Regions from separate parts of the Homo sapiens genome. Here region 2 is linked to region 1. The links are chromatin contacts, found by Hi-C in ENCODE. All regions are on one chromosome and are shown on one strand. Each heading gives the region's core, a stretch centred on a gene start or an enhancer-like site at or near the end of the contact. The rest is flanking DNA. Distances are from core to core; before and after follow the strand shown. Region 1 has its middle 51 kb from the start of CHASERR. Region 2 holds the start of NR2F2 (nuclear receptor subfamily 2 group F member 2).

Region 1 (4,868 bases), core at 937-3,436:
AGAGAGAGATCCTTGCCTTCAGGGGGATACAGATGTTGTAAGGGTACCCGTTTTTATACCTTTACAACATCTACAACATGGTAAGCAATGCTGTTACTTTAACAAGTGAAGTTAACACATGAATTTTTTAAAATGAGTTTGTTAACCTGTGGTTGGTTACTTTTATGTGTCAACTTGGTTAGGCCACAGTGCCCAAACATTTGGTCAAAGATTCTCCTGGATGTGTCTGTGAGGGTGTTTTTGGATGAGATTAACATTGAAATTGGTGAACATTAAGTACAGCAGATGGCCCTCCATACTGTGGGTGGGCCTCATCACATCAGTTGAAGGCCTGAATAGAACAAGAGACTCCCTCTCGCTCTCCCGGCTCCAGACAAGAAGAAATTCTGGGAATTCTGTCAGCTGACATCTTTTGGATTGAACCACAACACTGGCTCTTTTCTAGGTCTCTAGCCTACCAGCCCACACTGCAGATTTTGAACTTAGCCTCCATAAGCATGGATCGATTCCTTAAACAAAATCTCTCTCTCAGTCAGGCTCATGCCTGTAATCCCAGCACTTTGGGAGGCTGAATCGGGCAGATGGCTTGAGCTCAGGAGTTCGAGACCAGGCTGGGCAACATGGCAAAACACCATCTCTACAAAAAATTAAAAATTACCTGGGCATGGTGGCATGCACCTGTAGTCTCAGCTTCTCGTGAGACTGAGGCAGGAGGATTGCTTGAGCTAGGAGAGGTTGAGGCTGCAGGAAGCCAAGATTACGCCAGTGCACTCCAGCCTGAGTGACAGAGCAAGGACCTGTCTCAAAAAAAAAGAGAGAGAGAGAAATCTTTGTCTATAAATATGCACATCCTACTGGTTCTGTTTCTCTGGAGAGCACTATTACAGCCTGCTTTGCTAGTATCAACAAAACCACGGGCTTCTTGTCCAGAAGTTTTTGCCCCTGCTTCATAACTGCAAATGGAATTTTCATGGAAAATATTTCCTGTGTTGCTATTTTTTTTTTTTTTTTTTTTTTGTCATCCAGGCTGGAGTTCAGTGGTGCAACCTCAGCTTACTGCAACCTCCCCTCTGGGTTCAAGCGATTCTCATGCCTCAGCCTCCTGAGTAGCTGGGACTCCAGGTATGCGCCACCACGCCTGGCTGATTTTTGTATTTTTCATAGAGAGGTGTTTCACCACATTGGCCAGGCTGGTCTTGAACTGACCTCAGGTGATCTGCCTGCTTCGGCCTCCCAAAGTGCTGGGATTACAGGCATGAGCCACAGTGCCCAGCCACATTACTTCTTAATAATAGATAATGTGCCCTAATATACAGTATTTACATAAAGCCTTGCAGCAAGGTGGCAGTTTTCAGCCATTTTTTGAGGAGGATGTGAACAGGAGCCGTTACACGGCTCATCAGTCATCTGTTGCAAAGAAGCTGTGCTCAGCAGCGCAGAAGGATATCTTTCATTACTGGAAACCGTGAATCAGCTCGAGTGAAACAGGGCTCTGTCAGCTTATAACACTTAATTATGTTTTTAACTCCATAAATTAGTTCAAGTAAAGCCGTTTGAAAATAGCCAATTTCCAGTTTGAACTTACAGAAAATTAATGGCAAGAATGCAAACTTCTAATGTGTTAAGAAATTATTTGAATTTCTTAACTGTGTCTCCCACTAAAAGTTTGTGCTTTAAATTTTGTGTCAGTTCTGCATCAGAATTATTCAGTTTCCTCTTATGCAACAAACCCTAGAAAATTCTAAAGTTTCAGAATAAGAGCATTTCCTAAAGAAGAGAAAATATATTGGGGGTGGTGGGGGGGAATGGGATCAGTACGTGGCTCAAGTTTTTCACCCTTGAGGAGTTAAGAAAAACACTTCAACATAAGGACAAAAGCTCCCTTGTTTAAGCACTTCCCCAGCTGCACTTCAACTAAATATATCCTGGGCAGAGTGTTTTCATTTCTCCACCCCTCTCCTGAGCCAATCACATGGTGACAAACAGCTCGGAGGCCCCTTGGGACTAGCACTGCAGAGGTACAGGCTTGGTTACAGGGCTTCGCGTTCCTTTCCAGCACAGGCCTGCTCTGGGCCGCCCTGCCTCCCCCAGAGGCTGCAGGGAGCCCCAAGCAGGCGCATTGCGGGCTCTGCTCAGAGAGACGCCTCCACGGGTTAATTCAGCGGCCTCTGTCTGGAATTCATGCACCACCTGGGCTGACAGCATGAATGACTCATTGTTTCCCCTCTGAACAGGCTGAGGAGTGCTTCTTGGTGTCAATAACTGAGGCAAAGTAAAATTGTTTTTTCCCTTTCAACATGACCAATTTTCTAAGACTGAATATAGAACTGGAAATCTGCAGGGTGTGTTTCTTCTGCGGCAACGGTAGCCAAGGTTACTGCTTTGAGTTGGTCTGCAGGGACAGAGGATTAAAATTTACTGTCTATAAACAGAAGAAGGCCTAAAGCCAGAGCTCCTTTATTTACAGCTTGTGTCATGGTTTTATAAAATGAAGGAAACTTAATTGAAACCTCTAGTTTGTGTAAACCTGGGATCTGACTGTACACAATACCTGATTTTATTTCTAATACCCGTGATTTGTATAAATGAAGATTTTGATGATAATTTTCCCATAGCTAAGTATAAGACATGTATGCTTTGAAGTCCATATATGAATCTTCCATACCAGCATTTCCAAAGCAGTGTATTAATAATTATGCCCCACCTTCAATTTTCCTATATGGCACCCTTCTCATTTTCAGTTACTTTTAGTTTCCTTGGGAAACTGGACTGGTTGATATTCCTGGACTATGGGATCTTTTTGCCTTGCTTACGCATATCTCAGTCCAAAAGCTTGACAGCCAGAACTATACAGATATTTTACTACCTTTCTGCAAGTGTGCGTGTATAACACTCTTGTTTCTTTGAACTCTTGTTTCTTTGGCCTCTTATACTTTCCTAAACTTTAGGTGTTTTTTTAAAAAAATTCAAAAAGAGGCCGGGCGCGGTGGCTCATGCCTGTAATCTCAGCACTTTGGGAGGCCGAGGGGGTCAGGTCACGAGGTCAAGAGATGGAGACCATCCTGGCCACTATGGTGAAACCCCATCTCTACTAAAAATACAAAAATTAGCTGGGCATGGTGGTGTATGCCTGTAGTCCCAGCTACCCGGAGGCTGAGGCAGGAGAATTGCTTGAACCAGAGTTGGAGACTGCAGTGAGCCAAGATCACACCACTGCACTCCAGCCTGGCGACAGAGCAAGACTCTATCTCAGAAAAAAAAAAAAAAAAAAATTCAAAAAGAAAGATGTAGAAAAAAAAGAAATAAATGCAGAAAGGAAAGGGAAAAAGGTCTTGTGTAGATTCAGGACCTTGGTTCTAATTCAAATCTGGGAGGTTAGCATGCAACAGAGTACTTTCTTCATCCAATTAAGTAGCAGCCCTGAATAGATTCCAAGTCATTCTGACTTTGAATAGGGATGAGGACAGCTGATACTGAAGAAGAGAGAATGTTGAGGCCCATGTATAGCCTTAAAAGAGAGAGAGAATGAACTTGGGATGTGGAGATTAAATAGGGCGTTTAATAAAATGGCAGTAGATGCTTTTATTTTAATTGGTATCAATCAGCTCAAGTAACCTTTAAATTTCTGCAATAACAGGAGACTGAGTTGGCTTTGGCAGGGCTCTCTATCCCAGGAATGGAAACTCACGCAGGTTCTGAATCAGAAAGAATCAAAATAACAAAAAAAAATTTCCGTCTTTCAAATCTATGCTATAATTTAGCAAACTGAGTATCTTTCCTTGCTTGCCAGTATCTTTAAAATAAAGTCAGGTATCAAAATATTTGTATTCCCTTTTTCGAAGCTAATAAAAACCTGCAAAGATTAAGTATTTCTCCATTTTTGTAGAGAACACAATTATTACAGCGTGCTTACAAAATGACAATTCTCAAAGCTTCAATTTCTCACATCTAACAGCTAGTAAATGTGTAGTAAATGTGTAGTTCTCTGAATGAGACCCTTTTACATCATATGCAATAAATCTATTTGTCAAAGAGTCTCCTTAGCTACTGAAGATTTCATGGTCCTTGTGCCAACAGAATCAAGCACTTTGGTTGAATATCTGGAGGATTGTGACTTGAGACATGCAGGATGGACACAATCCTACTATGTGCCATACGGTTTGGTTCTTCCAACAGAGTGAAAAAACTTCTAGGCAGCTTCTAGCCTCTGAGAAACGTGCCTTAATTAGCTGAGTGTGGCGGCGTGCGCCTGTAGTCCCAGCTACTAGGGAGGCTGAGGCAGGAGAATCACTTGAACCCGGGAGGCAGAGGTTGCAGTGAGCCGAGATCACGGACTACCACTGCACACTGCACTCCAGCCTGGGTGACAGAGTGAGACTCCATCTCAAAAAAAAAAAAAAAGAAAAAAAAAGAAAGGTGCCTTATTTCCATTTCTCATCAATACAGCCAGCTTTCCCTTGGCCCCACTTAGTCTTTTCATCAAGACAAGGCTCTCAAGACTAACTTTAAGTCCTTCCTAGTGGGCGATGTGTTCCTTCTGCTTTTCTCAAGTCCAGAGTAAGGGCAATTTACATAGCTGATTGTTCCTTTCAACTGCATAGAACTCTTTCACCACCAGTTTAATAAATGTAAAATTATCGGATGCAGGCTTCCCCTCAAGAGAATCCTTGTTGTATACACTTCAGTTTTTTTGTTTGTTTGTTTTTTAAGACAGAGTCCCGGCCAGGTGCGGTGGCTAACGCCTGTAATCCCAGCACTTCGGGAGGCCAAGGCGGGCAGATCACGAGGACAGGAGTTCAAGACCAGCCTGGCTAACATGGTGAAACCCCATCTCTACTAAAAAAAAAATACAAAAATTAGCCGGGTGT
Region 2 (4,868 bases), core at 231-2,730, 3.5 Mb before region 1:
TGCGAGGCCTGGCTGCCCTGTGAGCCGGGCACCTCGTCCTGGGGGTCGCGCCACGTGCTGACTACCATTGCCATATCTATGGGGGCTGCGTCCGGACTTCCTGCTCCCCTGGCTGCGGGCGGCGGCGGGGCGGCGGCGGCTCCCCGGGTCTCGGGCTCCGGCGCGCCGCCTTTTGTGTGTGCGAGGGTGCAAGAGGGCGCGGGAGGGCGCCCCGGGTGGCTCGGGGGCTGGTTGGTTGAGGTTGGTTAGTTTTTCCTTTTTTGTTTTTGCTTTTGCAAAGTTTTGTCGATGGCTTGTCTGGCCCGGTGTGTTTGTTTTGTTTGTTTCTCTCGGCTCAGCTTTGTTGGTTTCGGGGGGCTTTCCGCCGGGAGGGGAGGGGAAGGGGACAGGAGAGCGAGTGGGAGCAGAACGTGGAGAAAGAGGGAGGGGAGGGAGAGCTGAAGTCGATTGTCTGGCTTCAAGACAGAAGTAGGAGGCAAAAAAAAAAATCTCTCCAAAGATCTCGCTCGCTCTCACTCTCTCCCTCCCTCTCTCGTTCACTCTCGCTCTTAGAGCTGGTGTGCAGCCGAGGAGTTGGCGGAGGAGGAGGAGGAGGAGGAGGAGGAAGAGGAGGTGGTGGTGAAGGAGGAGGTAGAGGAGGAGGAGAGGCGACTGTCCGGGGGCCAAGTCCAGGGCAGCCCACAGTCAGCCATTCAGGAAAGCCATCGAAATCAGGAGGACTAGGAGATCGGAGGCGCCGGGTGCGGGCGCGCCCAGGGAGCCAGGCAGGCCGGGGCGGAGGCCGGCGGCCCGCGGAGTGGCCGGAGCGCTGCCCGGGTCCGGGGGAATCAGCATGAAAGTGGTCCGCGTCGGGCGCTGCGCGGCGTCGTCCTGGCGCTGGGCCGCCGCCGCCGCCGCCTGCCCCGGGCGTCCGGCGCGCGCCTCGCTCTCTCCGGCCGCCGCCGCCCGCAGTCGCTGGGTGGAGGCCGCTCGCCGTTCCCTGCGGGCCGCCCGGGCCGCCGCTGCCGCCGGAGCCGCCGCCGAAGCCGCCGGGTCGGGCCCGGAGCCGCTGCGTCTAGCGCCGCCGCCGCCGCTGAAGTCGCTGCTGCCGCTGCTGCCGCCGCCGGAGCCGCTGCTGCTGCTGCTGCCGCCGCCGCCTCACACACATAGGGAAAGAGTCAACTCGCCGGCGGCGGGGGAGAAATGATAAAAGAGAGAGAGGAGGGCAGATCACCACCTAGAAGCACATCCTTCGTGCGCAGAGGGGGGAGAAAAAGACGGAGAGAAAGAATGAAAGAGGGGAAAAAAGGCAGTACGGCACCCGGAGAAAGGAGGCAACTCGGGGAGAGGAGGAGGAGAAGAAGAAAACACACACGCGCGCACGCACACACACACCGCGGAGAGAAAAGAACAGAGAATCAAAGTGATCAAATATGCTAAAAAGGGGGGCGCGGGAGGGAATGCGATTTATAGGCGCCGGGGCTGGCAGAAGTGGCTTCTCCGCGATCAGCTCACTGAGCTCTCTATATAGTGAACTTTGACACGACTGCTGCAACTTAGCGCACGTTGCCATGGCGACGGCGCGCCTTATAAGGCAGCAGCCGGGGTTGGCCTGGCCAGGCGCGCGCGCGCCGCCCCCTCGCCGTCATTGGCCGGACTGCGGCGGCCCCGCCATGGCGGCCGCGGGCGCAGCCCGGTCCTAGCGCGAGCGGCGTCGCCGGCGCGGCGCGGGGCACGCGGGGGACCGGGGGTTGGGGGGGCGGGGACGGGGTGGCCGCGCCGCCGCCGCCGCCGCCGCCGAGAGGGGGATGGGCCCGTGCTGGCCCTGCGAGCGCTGCCTCTGCTCTCCCCACATCCCGCACCCGAGGTTTCCGCCCCGGCGGGGAGACTAGCGCAGCGCGCACACACAACGTCTCTTAAAGGCTCCGCGAGAGGCTTTGGATGGAATCGGGGAGTTTGCCTCTCGCAACTTGGCGATGTCACGAATTCCGCCGCTCGCGCACCACCCGGGACTCCTGGCGCATCTTAGTACCCACAATGCCAAAGAAAAGTTCCCTGGTTTCTTTGCAGAGGGATAGGGAGTGAGGGTGGGAAGGTGCCACGAACTGAGCTTGTAGGCATTTTCCAAACGAAAGAGTTGGCCAGATCCGGGTGATGGCAAACCCTTCTCTTAATTAACTCTGATCACTTGTTCGGTTTGGTGACATATATATATGACATATATTCTTTTCAGAGGATAAAGGCCGTTCTGTTTCTGTTTATTCCTTGTAGGGTTAACATTTCACAGGTATGTGGCCTGACATTTTAATTGCCCAAATAAAGCATCTCGGATGCTGAGAAGCAGAAATAGACTTCATCTGATTGTCATGATGCAATTAGAATCAATTTTCCTCAACTTTACCCTCTCTCGCTGGTTTTAGCTAACTCTCCAGCCAACATCCTGCCACACACCCAGTCATGGTGAGAGGGGAAAGACCTCTGCCCACTGATGGACAGGAGGAGGCAGCCGCCCAGCCTCCCCTGTGCACACCCTCTGTACACACATGTAAGCGCACATGTATCAGATGCACATTTGTCAATGTACACAGACAAAGACTTCACCGACTATGCTTCTAGGTCATAGAACAGTTGAGTACGGACTTCATTGTTCCTCAAGTTCCTTTTAAGCATTCATATAGTCATTAAAACGCACCCAGAGATTCTGCCCCAAATGGGAAATAATACTAGTACAGGTCACAAGAACCAAACCCAAGCCATATTCTACCTCAAGAAGTCACTGCAAAAAGAACAACTTCATAGCCTATTGCCATTCTGCTCCATGTGCTAAAATAATTGAGACAGTTGTGTCTTTGAATTCCAGGGTGTCTGGTTTTAAACATCAAACATGTAGAATTGCTCTCAGAACACACTATATTCCAACGCAGTAAACTTGTTGTTTATGACCAGTTAGTGAATTATCATTATTCCACATTTATACAAGAAAATTGTGTCTCCTTTGTACACACTTTGCACCAAGAAAAAACCTCATGCCGGTAAACCAACCAGGTTTGTGAACAATTAAAATATTTTACACAAAAGACGCTGAGCTCCAGGAAAGAAATGAACACATATGAAGAGTAAATTGATGACCACAGAAAACATCCTTGGTAGCTGAAAAAAAAATTGACAGGGTAAAGATATTTTAAAAATAAACCATACATATAATTGACATGCATAGATCACATTTTACATTCAATTCTCTTTACACACATAGGCAGAATATGAGGTAAGGACTAAAGATCTGGGCAGATAGGGGCTGGTTTTTAGGAAAGGAAAAATCTTCTTTAAGCTTCATTCCCGAAACCTCAGCCCTCACTCTTTCTCCGATGAAATCACGTATTTCACTAAAGCTGCAGGTTCTCGGTTTATTTGAAAGTTGTTAAAAAAAAAAAAAAAAGCCCAGCAAACCTATAGTGGACACTGAACTATCATAAACCTGGTGTGTAATAAGATTGCCACAGAATGAAGCCAAGCTGAGAATTTCAGGTTAATTAGAGACACAATATAACTTTCTCCTAAAGAGGATAAGAAGGATGGAAAAGAAATCATTACACAGGAGAAGGTTTTTGGTAGTTGTTGTTGTTTTCCCTTCCAACCTCTATGATTCAGGAATTGCTAATGTTACAAATGTCAGCAGATTCGGGACAAGCTCAGCTGAGATGTGATGAGACTGGGGTTGAGATAGGAAATCTAATGGGCATTCCCATCTCAATAGAGGATGAAAATAATTGATTATAGGGAAATCTTCATCTCACCTCCTGAATGAGACTTCCATAGCAGATTACCTTTTACAAACATGGGAAGGAACAATATCGAGGAGGAAGAGCTTCCCCAGTCCACTTAGAGATTTTTGGAATTTGAAGTATGCGTGATGGCCTTAGATTAAAATGGAATAATTTCCCAACCATATCTTAACAAATTGGAGCCTGCTAGGCAAATGATCACAGGGCTGCCATAAAGTCAGGGGTGTTTCACTCTGTATTTTAGGACTCATTCAGTTATGAAATGCTGTTACAAGGGAGAAAAAAAATCACCGTATGAATTATACTTAATTTTAATGCATAGAAGAAGAGACAAGACTACAGACTGAGAAGAAAAAAGGGCAAAAATATTTTTAAATGTCTTCTCCAGAGATGCTCACTTGCTGTGCGTCTAAGGTTAAAAAGCTCTGAGAAGATAAAATCAATATATTATTGTTGTTTTTTAAAAATCCAACTCAGTCTTTTTTTGCAGATGTAAATTTATTATAATGAGAAGAATGGCAAGCTTTAATTTGCCTAGAGAAAGTTGGGACAACATTTGCCCTAATCTAAAAAAGAAAAGAAAGAAACTCAACACCCAGGAATATAATTTTCTTGCAGAAAGTGGCCTGATGGGCTGTATTTCTTTACAGATTGAATCACAATATGAATACAGACCCCAGCAAATGCCGAGTTTAACTCTGAACTCAGTAGAAACCAGTTCCGTCCTCCAGGATTCATTGAATTCCTCCTTTCCCTCAATCTAGTCCGTGTGTGTTTTTCTCTTCCACCACACTGGAGCTCCATGAATAGGGAAAGGGGCTTCCATTGTGTCCCTCTGAACTTCCAAGTCAATGCAATTTTTAACCACTGGCTTGTGGTACTTTGAAAATCACCAGGGGCTGTCAGAGTTAGGTCCTCTGAAAAATTTACAGTGCTAAATCAGAGCATATGCTGGGAGGGAAAAAATTGCTTAAGATTAGAGCAAGTACAGTATCTGTCTGCCCCCTAGTGTAAGAGTCCTCGCTGCCTAAAATTCAACTTTAAAAGAAAAGGAGCTCTTAAAGGGAAACGACTTTGGACTCACGTAGGCATAGGAGAACGAAACTT

The links. A loop is a pair of places that touch in the nucleus more often than their neighbours do. Pooled maps may share reads with other maps.
Region 2: a loop to region 1 is called in a map with no recorded cell type, with 5 times the contacts of the local background. The contact joins the promoter of NR2F2 here to the enhancer-like site in region 1. A Hi-C loop is called at or near these places in 2 of 37 single-sample maps with no recorded cell type and 2 of 50 pooled maps.

The regions. Positions count from the first base shown.
Region 1 is chr15:92,829,134-92,834,001 of GRCh38, reverse strand. No RefSeq gene overlaps it. Among named protein-coding and RNA genes, the nearest start is that of CHASERR, 51 kb to the left of the region's middle. RefSeq lists enhancers at 868-927, 1,684-1,883, 2,264-2,313. Within about 2 kb of position 2,186, at least 41 of the 41 ENCODE cell types and tissues checked have a DNase peak (open chromatin) inside an H3K27ac peak, as active enhancers do.
Region 2 is chr15:96,327,312-96,332,179 of GRCh38, reverse strand. It overlaps NR2F2 (nuclear receptor subfamily 2 group F member 2), which reads right to left and starts at 1,480. Exons shown (of 3, transcript NM_021005.4): 1 at 1-1,480. The coding sequence starts at 74. It also overlaps a transcript of NR2F2-AS1 not described here. RefSeq lists a silencer at 1,588-1,727.